Linked DNA regions of Homo sapiens: region 1 is linked to region 2. Evidence: chromatin contacts called from ENCODE Hi-C or POLR2A ChIA-PET data. All regions are on one chromosome and are shown on one strand. Each heading gives the region's core, a stretch centred on a gene start or an enhancer-like site at or near the end of the contact. The rest is flanking DNA. Distances are from core to core; before and after follow the strand shown.

Region 1 (5,137 bases), core at 1,689-4,188, 35 kb before region 2:
TTCATGGAACATTTTTGAGAGGATATGTATTGTGTGCTGTATGAGGCACTGGGGGTGCAAAGTTGAAGAAGATTCATGGCTCATGGTTTTAGTTTTAAGAAACCTCAAGAGAGACTGGCAAATGAACAGATAATTCTGATATGTTGGGGTAAATACAAATGATAGATAGAGATCCTATCTAGGGTATTGTGGACCACAGAATAGAGCAGGATTGGTACTCAAAATACAGTATGGGGACCCTGAGAGGTCCCTGAGCTCTGGAAGGTCAAAACTTTTTTTTAAAGTAACAATACTATTTGCCCTTTTTTCTCTCTTTTTTTTTTTCCCCTCACAAATTAACAATGGAGTTTTCCACAGGCAAGGGAACTTGTAATATCTCAATAGAGATGAGAATCCCTCCCTCTTGCCCTCTTTCCCTCCTTTCCTCCGCCACTCTTTCCTTTCCCCTTTCTACTTTCCCCCTTCCCTTTTCTTTCTTTCTTTCTTTCTTTTTTTTTTGAGATGGAGTCTCTGTCACACAGGCTGGAGTGCAATGGCGCGATCTCGGCTCACTGCAACCTCCACCTCCTGGGTTCAAGCAGTTCTTCTGCCTCAGCCTCCCGAGTAACTGGGATTATAGGCGCCCACCACCATGCCTGGATTTTTTTTTTTTTTGTATTTTTAGTAGAGACGGGGTTTCACTGTGTTGGCCAGGCTGGTCTTGAACTCCTGACCTCGAGTGATCCACCTGCCTCGACCTCCCAAAGTTCTGAGATTATAGGTGTGAGCCACTGTGCCTGGCTCCCCTTTTCTTTCCTTCTTTCTTTTTCTTCTTTTTTGTTTTTGTTTTTAGAAACAGGATCTTGCTGCTTCGCCCAGGCTGGAGTTCAGTGGCACCATCATAGTTCACTGCAGCCTTGAACTATGCTCAGGTGACCCATCTGCCTCAGCCTCCCAAGTGGCTAGGATTACATGTGTGCACCAACACACCCAGCTAATTTTTTTCTTTATCTTTTTTTTTTTTTTTTTTTTTGAGATGGAGTCTTGCTCTGTCACCAGTCTGGAGTGCAGTGGCCCAATCTCTGCTCACTGCAACCTCTGCCTCCCGGGTTCAAGCAATTCTCCTGCCTCAGCCTCCCTGGTAGCTAGGACTACAAGCACGCGCCACCATGCCCAGCTAATTTTTGTATTTTTAGTAGAGACAGGATTTCACCATGTTGGCCAGGATGATCTCTTGACCTCCTGATCCACCTGCCTCGGCCTCCCAAAGTGCTGGGATTACAGGTGTGAGCTACCGCGCCTGGCTAATTTTTTATTTTTATTTTTTTTTAGAGACGAGATCTGCTACATTGTCCAGGCTGTCCTCTAACTCCTGAGCTCAAGCAGTCCTCCTTCCTTAGTGTCTCAAAGCTTTAGGATTACAGGCATGAGCCACTGCACCTGCCCTGTGACTGTTTTCAACTATAAACATACCTATTCTGTCATTCTTACAACTTTGAATATAGGTAATTTTATCCATTTAATGCATTGATAATGGCGGTGGCATGATCCAGAAGCACACAATGAACATAAAATGGGGAGGCTCTGATATTTGATACAAATTGCTATGGTACAACTGCTCATTCCTGTGTAGATTATCGTTATTTAAAAAATAATACTCTTGCTATATCACCTCATTTCATTATAATGGGTACCTGTTCTACTTGCTTTTTTGACTTGTCATCTCATTTTTACTGTGCCTAGAGAATTTTGTTAGAAGTCTTACCCCTAATTACCTGTTTGAGAATAGGTAAACTTTTATCGAACTTACTGTAATAAGTAGGCTACATCCTACATAATGAATTGAGTAAGAAGAAAGAGGACATGGGGGTTTTTAAAAAATGTTTCCTGAATCTATTCTTTTTTAGTGTGAAATTTATATGTATGTGATTTTGAAATAATTCAGAATTAATAGAAAAGTTAAAAAATAGGCCGGGCACGGTGGCTCACGCCTATAATCCCAGTACTTTGGGATGCCTAGGTGGGTAGATTACCTGAGGTCAGGAGGTCCGAGACCAGCCTGGCCAACATGGCGAAAACCCATCTCTACTAAAACTATAAAAATTAGCTGGGCGTGGTGGCACACACCTGTAATCCCAGGTACTCAGGAGACTGAGGCAGTAGAATCACTTGAACCTGGAAGATAGAGGTTGCAGTGAGCCAAGATCACACCACTGCACTCCAGCATGGGTGACAGAGTGAGACTCCGTCTCAAAAATAATAATAATAATAGAGTTGTAGCTGGGTGCAGTGGCTCAAGCCTGTAATGCCAGCACTTTCAGAGCCTGAGGTGGGAGGATTGCTTGAGCCCTGGAGTTTGAGACCAGCCTGGACCACATAGTAGACCCCATCCCTACAAAAAAAAAAAAGTCGGGTGTGGTGGCACACGCCTGTAGTCCCAGCTACTCAAGAGGCTGAAGTGGGAGGATCCCTAGCCCAGGAGGTCAAGGCTGCAGTGAGCCATGATTGCACCACTGCAATCTTTGGGTGACAAAGACTCTGTTTAAAAAAAAAAAAAAGTGTCATGGGTTAAAAGTTATCCTCAAGACTGTTCTATTCTCCAGTAGAAGAAACATTTATATTAATAAATGAGAATTGTGAGTATTAATAAATGTTATAAAGATGATAAAGTAATGTGGTAGATAATGACCTAGGTTGCTATCTTAACTGTGAGACTGTGTAGAATGCCTCTTAGAAGAGGTAACTTGGAGTTAAAACGTAAATGTTATGAAGTGGCAGAAGACCTGGAGGCAGCACATTGCAAGCTGAAAGAACAGCATGTACAAGAGCCCTAAATAGGAACAAAGTGTGAGGAAGAGAAAATATACCAGTAAGGCTAGAGAGTAGTTGAATGAAGAGGAAAGCAGATGAGGTCAGAGCCTGGCATGGTGGCTTATGCCTGTAATCCCAGCACTTTTAGAGGCTGAAGTGGGTGGATCTCTTGAGCACAGGAGTTCGAGACCAGCCTGGGCAACATGGCAAAACCCTGTCTCTGCAAAAAATAACAAAAATTAGGCAGGCGTGGTGGCACACACCTGAGGTCTCAGCTACTAGGGAGGCTGAGGTGGGAGGATCCCTAGAGCCTAGGAGGTTGAGGCTGCAGTGAACCGTGATCATGCTGCTGCACAACAGGCTGGGTGACAGAGCAAGAACCTGTCTCAAAAACAGACAAACAAAAAAACAAGAAAAGAAAAAAGATGAGGTTAGTTGTAGACAGATACCAGATCATATAGGGTAGGTCATTTTTAATATCATGTAGGGTCTTAGTAGTTCATAGTTGTAACGCAGGTAGGGTTAACAGCAGGAAGCCTTTGGAAGGTTTTAAGCAGATCACTCCAGTGATATGATTTATGCTGTACAAGGTACATTCTGGTTGATCTGGTGCGGATTAATTGTAGAGAGGTAAGATTTGACTTTGGGAAGCTGAGGCGAGCAGATCACAAGGTCAGGAGTTCAAGACCAGCCTGGCCAATATGGTGAAACCCCATCTCTACTAAATATACAAAAAAAAATAGCCAGATGTGGTAGCAGGCACCTGTAATCCCAGCCTCTTGGGAGGCTGAGGCAGGAGAATTGCTTGAACCGGGGAGGTGGAGGTTGTAGTGAGTCAAGATCATGCCACTGCACTCCAGCCTGGGCGACAGAGTGAGACTCTGTCTCAAAAAAAAAAAAAAAAAAAGTAAGATTTGAAGCAGAGAGACAGATTTGGAGGGTGTTGGAACAGCATAGCCTCAGCCTCCCGAGTAGCTGGGATTATAGGCATACACCACCACGCCCGGCTAATTTTTGTATTTTTAGTAGAGATTGGGTTTCGCCATGTTGCCCAGTCTGGTCTTGAACTTATGGGCTCAAGTGATCCTCTGGCCTCCCAAGTAACTGGATTACAGGCTTACATCTCTGTGCCTGGCTTGGTGAGGCTTTTGTTCAGAAGAGACATGAGACTTTGTATAGCTAGGGGAGAAAAAGTTGACCCGGACCCCGAGAGAAGCAACATGGAATTATGGAGAAAATATCCTTTTCCAAGGGGACTAGTGTTAGAGATCTTGGGTTGATGACTTCAGTGAGGTGGGCAGTGCTAAGGTCTTAGTTCCAGAGATGGTAAAAGAATAGGTCCTGTTATTGTGTGTTTGTGTTGATAGTATTTAGGCCCTATTTTGGTTCATTCATTTACTAATCTATATGTATTGTAGTAATGGATTATCCTGGAGTTAGAAATACTTTTAAATACAAAAACAAGTGGAAAGTCTTTCCCACCTATATCCCTCAGCTACCTTGTTTCTATTCACACCATTCCTCCAATGCTCCACCCCACCTAGGAAACTATTGTTCAATTTCTCATGTAACCTTCTAGAGTTTCTTTATATAAATAAAGACAATAAAAATACAGATTCCTGGCCAGGCACAGTGGCTCACGCCTGTAATCCCAGCACTTTGGGAGGCTGACGTGGGTGGATCACGAGGTCAGGAGTTCGAGACCAGCCTGACCAACATGGTGAAACCCCATCTCTACTAAAAATACAAAAATTAGCCGGGCGTGGTGGTGCACGTCTCTAGTCCCAGCTACCTGGGAGGCTGAGGTGGAGGATCACCCGAGGCCGGGGAGTTCTAGGGTGCAGTGAGCTGCTATTGTGCCACCACACTTCAGCCTGGGCAACAGAGTAAGACTGTCTCAAAAACAAAAAGAAAAAAAAGATAAATAAATAAATAACTGCAGATTCTTGTTTCTTTCTATCTTTACCCTAAAATCCACCAATCTCAAAGGTAGCATATTATAACTGTTATTTTGCAAATTGGTCTTCCCACCTTCCCCCTTGCACAGTGTGTTTTTCACTTAAGAATAGAGATTTACACAGAAAATCTTTCCATAGAGTATATAGGATTTTTTTCCTTTTTCTTTTTTTTTGAGACAGGGTCTATTTCTGTTGCCCAGCCTGGAGTGCAGTGGTGTGATCTTGGTTCACTGCAGCCTGAGCCTCCTGGATTCAAGTGATCTTTCCACCTTGGCCTCTGAGTAACTGGATCACAGGCACATGTCTCCACTCCTGGCCCTGGATTTTATTTTTAGGAGTAGTTTTAGGTTCACAGCAAAATTGAGCAGGAGTACAGAGAGTTTTCACAT
Region 2 (5,339 bases), core at 1,533-4,032:
CTGGCACCTGGAGCTGCCTGCCCTGCTGCAGCAGCTGGCAAGTCTGACTGTGCAGGGGCTGGACCCCACACTTGCTCACACACCCATTGCTGCTTCACACAGTCTCCCTTGGCAGTCATGGGATCCAGTCCCATAGTGTGAATCGAGTGCAGCCTGCTAGGCCAAGTGGGCAGACTGAGCCTAGTGGGCCCTGTCAAAACTAAGGCAAAGGCGCCACTGGCCACAGATGTTTCTGGCCAGAAAAACAACACCCCAAGGATCCTGTAACAGTAGGAATTATTTTAGGGCAGTGATTCTGAAAGTGGACTGTGTGAAGCCCCCAAAAGATGGTTTTGAAATTTGTTGGGTTATGATTTTGTTCTTGTTGGCACAGTGATTGAGGGAAGTGCTACTGTTAGGTAATGGATAATCAAACATCCTGAAGTACACTGGACAGTTTTGTATAACAAAAAAAGTCTTATATAAACATGATTTTTGAATTTTCTACAGATATCTATGTATTTGAAAAGCTTGTTTTTTGTTTTTGTTTTTGGTTTCGTTTTTTCTTTGATACAGAGTCTCTGTCACCCAGGTTGGAGTGCAGTGGCACGATCTTGGCTCACTGCAACTTCTGCCTCCCAGGTTCAATCGATTCTCCTGCCTCAGCCCCCCAAGTAGCTAGGATTGCAGGCATGTGCCACCATGCCCGGATACTTTTTTTTTGTCTCAAAAAAAAAAGGGGAATACTGAATATGACAAAATTGAAAATCATTCTTCTGGAGAATATTTAGCTTAATACTATATATCTCCTTAGAGTGTTTACAAAGTTTGACAGCCAGTCTAACTCAGTTATTAGTAAATTGCTAATGACAATATCAAGGTAGATATATTTAACCTTGCAGTATTCCCTCTGATGATTTACTCCTAGTTGGGAAAAACATTTCTAGGTCTTTAAACACAATAATTCTGCTTTACAGGCATCTTCAGTATGTTGCTGAATCATTAGAATATTTCTGAATCAATTGATACTTTGAATGTGAGGGTTTTGTCCTTGAAATTGTAGATAGGGGAATTGATTTTGGAGATTGGTGTGATGTTTCTTTGTAAGTGAGGAAGGATTTTTCTATTTTTAAGCATGGGCAACTGTTAAAGGATAAAATTTTTCTTTGTAAGTGAGGAAGGATTTTTCTATTTTTAAGCATGGGCAACTGTTAAAGTAAAGGATAAAATTTTTCTTTATGATGCACCTAAAGATGGCACAAGAAAGATACTTAGCCTTTGCAGTGTATTTTGCCATTAAAAAAATTTTAAGACATTTAAAATGTGAAATATAGCACAGATATAGAAAAGTACATAAAACATAAAAACTTAGTGAATTATTCTGAAATGAGTTTTTTATTTTCTTTATACTAGAAACAATTTTCAGTCTGTTGGAGCTTGAGAAATAAATAATGGTTATCCCTTTGACATCAAGGGAGTTCTTCAGCCTATTTAAATTTAGGAGAGGATGCCTTATCCTGAAAATAGCAGTTTTATAGTCAAACATTAGTTAAAAAAATACATCATTTTCAGAAACACCTATAACATTACTGGGATTGCAACACAGTGAGGGTGCCATCTTTAAGTTATAGGTGAGATCCATTTTATGCTCTTCTTCACATGACAGGAGTTTATGTATTTGAGACATGGCAGCATTAGGCAAAGCCTGATCTATGCAAAAGAATTTTATATGTTTGTTAATATTTTTTACTTTATTCTTTTAAGGAAAGATACATGGGCTACCTGAAATGTAGGTTGAGATTTTGTAAAACCACATGCAAATAGACTTGAATGTCTGAGTTAAGTAATTTCAACTTTTTTTCTTTCGCCCCACTTCGTCTCACTCTTCCTTCCGTCTCACTCTGTTGCCCAGGCTGGAGTGCAGTGGCATGATCACAGCTCATAGCAGCCTCAACCTCCTGGGCTCAGGTGATTCTCCCATCTTAGCCTTCCAGGTAGATGGGACTACAGGTGTGTGCCATGTAGTCCCATGCACAGCTAATTTTTTTTTTTTTTTTTTGAAGAGAGGGGGTTTTGCCATGTTGTCCAGGATGGTCTTGAACTCATGTGCTCAAGTGATCCCCCCACCTCAGCCTCCCAAAGTGCTGGGATTATAGGCATGAGCCACTATACCTGGCTAGTTTTCTTAATTTAAAGAGTTGTAGGATATGTAGATATATATGGCATTTTATCTATGTATTGGTAAAATATTTTGATTTCATATAAAGGTATCACTTGCGGAGGCTGTTTGTGATATTTCTTAGAGTAAGTGCTGAAAGACTATATTGAAGATTGCAAGGTTCAAGTTTTCCTGTCAAGCATGATTTAAATCAAATTTTTAATATCCAATATAATTGTCCTACTAGCAGATTCTTTTTTTTTGGAAATGGAGTCTTGCTCTGTCATCCAGGCCGGAGTGCAGTGGCATCATCTTGGCTTACTGCAACTTCCGTCTCTCAGTTTCAAGCAATTCTCCTGCCTCAGGCTCCTGAGTAGCTGGGATTACAGGCAGCCATCACGCCCAGCTAATTTTTGTATTTTTAGTAGAGACAGGGTTTCGCCATGTTGGCCAGGCTGGTCTCGAACTCCTGACCTCAAGTGATTCACCTCCCAAAGTGCTAGTGGGATTATAGGCGGGAGCCACTGTGCCCGGCCTCCTTCTTACAAATTCTGTGGGATTTGTTACTCATTTCTTCATTTAACCATAAGTGATTATTTATTGAGAGGCTAATATGTGCCAGGAGCTAAAGAGCTAGAAATAATATGAGACTAGGGAGAGATGAGTACACAGTGAGCTTTAATACAGTGTGCTCCAGTGTTGTCACAGGTATGTCCTGGGTGCTTGAGACACACCGAGGAGTATCAGGGAAGGTTTCCAGGAATCTAGAATAATAAAATTTGGTCAGGCAATATGGAGCTGAAGACATCTTAGGAAGAGGGAATAATCTGTTTAAAGTAGGAGGCAGGAGAGAATGTGAGATATGCTGGCAAGTACCTGTGATTCAGCATGACTGGACTAAGGATCCTGTGTGTTGAATGACACATTTAGAGAGGAAGGAAAGTAGGGGCCCAATCATGAATTCATTCTCATAATTCAATTTTTAAATTAGTCTTGCTTTGTTGCCTGTGCTGGTCTCGAACTCCTGACCTCAAGTAGTTCTTCCACCTTGGCCTCCCAAAGTGCTAGGATTATAGGTGTGAGCTGCCATGCCCTGTCTCATAATTCATTTTATTTTTTATTTTACTTTTTGAGACATAGTCTCACTCTTGCCCAGGCTGGAGAGCAGTGGTGCAATTAACAGCACACTGCAGCCTCAGCCTCCTGGGCTCAAGTGATCCTCCTGCCTTAGCCTCCCTAGTAGCTAGGACCACAGGTGCATGCCACAACTCTTGGCTAATTTTTTTTTTTTTTCTTGATAGATGAGGTCTCACTATGTAGCCCAGGCTGGTCTTGGGCTCCTGGGCTCAAGCAGTCCTCCTGCCTTGGCCTCCCAAAGTGCTGGGATTATAGACATGAGCCACCACTCTTAGCCTTGTAATTCATTTTAGATATAATCATTTCATCAAGAATTTTTTTTTTTTTTTTTTGGAGATGGAGTCTTGCCCTGTCGCCCAGGCTGGAGTGCAGTGGTGCGATCTCGGCTCACTGCAACCTCCGCCTCCCGAGTTCAAGCGATTCTCCTGCCCCAGCCTCCCAAGTAGCTGGGATTACAGGGGCGTGCCTCCATGCCCAGCTAATGTTTGCATTTTTAACAGAGACGGGTTTTCACCATGTTGGTCAGGCTGGTCTTGAACTTCTGACCCCATGATCTGCCCGCCTTGGCCTCCCAAAGTGCTGGGATTGCAGGCATGAGCCAGCGCGCCTGGCCTTCATCAAGAAATTTTTGTATCTACCTTAATGCATTTTCTCTAATGGCTTAGAAATTTAGAATTTTATATCTTGGCAGTTGATGCTATAGGATGGGAGTGCTGGTGAGATGCAGTCAGTCTCTTTGAAAAGATTGCTGCTCTGGGCATTATGTCTCAGATGCCTTACCATTTCCAGCTGTCTGGTAAGGGTGAGATCCCAGAGTTTTATTTTTCTAGTTTCATGCTCTTTTATTAGTATTGTATTAATTGGGTGATTTGGTTTCAGTTCTGAGATTCTTGACAAAAATCTGTGTTGAAGAAACTAGGGACGTGTACAGGTTTATTATGTTTCTAATTCTGTGACAGAGGGCTGATGTTTCATAAACCCACCTCAATTTTAAATGCTAACTTCTGGGCCGGGCACGGTGGCTCATGCCTGTAATCCCAGCACTTTGGGAGGCCGAGGCGGGTGGATCATGAGGTCAGGAGTTTGAGACTAGCCTGACCAACATGGTGAAACCCCATCTCTACTAAAAATACAAAAATTAGCCGGGCATGATGGTGTGTGCCTGTAATCCCAGCTACTCAGGAGGCTGAAGCAGGAGAATTGCTTGAACCTGGGAGGCAGAAGTTGCAGTGAGCTGAGATCATGCCACTACACTCCAGCCTGGGTGACAGAATGAGACTCCATCTCTAAACAAATACATACATACATACATACATACATACTAACTTTCATTTTTCCTCCAGCTTTTGTTGGCAGCTCTTGGTTAGACATAGTACTTGAGTTACTTGTTCAGTAGCTGGCTTCCACCTCTGTCTTTGCATGGTGGTATTTGAATATAAGCAAAGTATATATATATATTTTTTTATTGTTGTTTTGTTTTTTTTGAGGCAGACTCTCACTCTGTTGCCCAGGCTGGAGTGCAGTGGTGTAATCTTGGCCCACTGCAACCTCCACCCTCTGGGGTCAAGCAATTCTCCTGACTCAGCCTCCCTGGTAGCTGGGATTACAGGTGCCTGCCGCCATGCCTGGCTAATTTTTTTGTATTTTTAGTAGAGACAAGGTTTCACCATGTTGCCCAGGCTGGTCTCAAACTCCTGGGCTCAAGCACTCCACTTGCTTCGGCTTCCCAAAGTGCTGAGATTATAGGCTGAGCCACCCTACCTGGCCCTGCAAAGTATGGTCTTTATAAGTTAATACAGCATGTTTTCATTCAGCAAATACTTATTGAATGCTTATTACTTGCAAGATTGAGAAGCTCCTACACCAGATCTTCAAAGGCTGCTCTGAAGTGATTTGCTTAATTTTAGGACTAGTGCCTTAATAACATGTGTAGTGACTGTGTAGTTTTGTTCGTGTTTATGGAAGTTTATTGGTTAAGAGTTCCTGAGTATAGAGACCTTTCCATATACTGTGGTGAGAAACAGTACTTTAAAAAGCATGTTGACAATACCTGAATTCTGTGATC

Evidence for each region. Hi-C counts contacts between places; a loop is a spot of excess contacts on that map. ChIA-PET counts read pairs that join two places held with the same protein, here RNA polymerase II (POLR2A). Pooled maps may share reads with other maps.
Region 1: a loop to region 2 is called in a pooled map, with 5 times the contacts of the local background. The contact joins two enhancer-like sites. A Hi-C loop is called at or near these places in 2 of 168 maps with a recorded cell type or tissue (gastrocnemius medialis and transverse colon) and 8 of 50 pooled maps. POLR2A ChIA-PET finds 5 or more read pairs at or near these places in 10 of 52 experiments (CD4-positive, alpha-beta T cell, IMR-90, PC-9 and 7 more).

The regions. Positions count from the first base shown.
Region 1 is chr3:138,797,737-138,802,873 of GRCh38, reverse strand. All of the region lies in intron 1 of PIK3CB (phosphatidylinositol-4,5-bisphosphate 3-kinase catalytic subunit beta), which reads left to right. Among named protein-coding and RNA genes, the nearest start is that of PIK3CB, 35 kb to the left of the region's middle. Within about 2 kb of position 2,938, at least 3 of the 41 ENCODE cell types and tissues checked have a DNase peak (open chromatin) inside an H3K27ac peak, as active enhancers do.
Region 2 is chr3:138,762,379-138,767,717 of GRCh38, reverse strand. All of the region lies in intron 2 of PIK3CB (phosphatidylinositol-4,5-bisphosphate 3-kinase catalytic subunit beta), which reads left to right. Among named protein-coding and RNA genes, the nearest start is that of PIK3CB, 70 kb to the left of the region's middle. Within about 2 kb of position 2,782, at least 2 of the 41 ENCODE cell types and tissues checked have a DNase peak (open chromatin) inside an H3K27ac peak, as active enhancers do.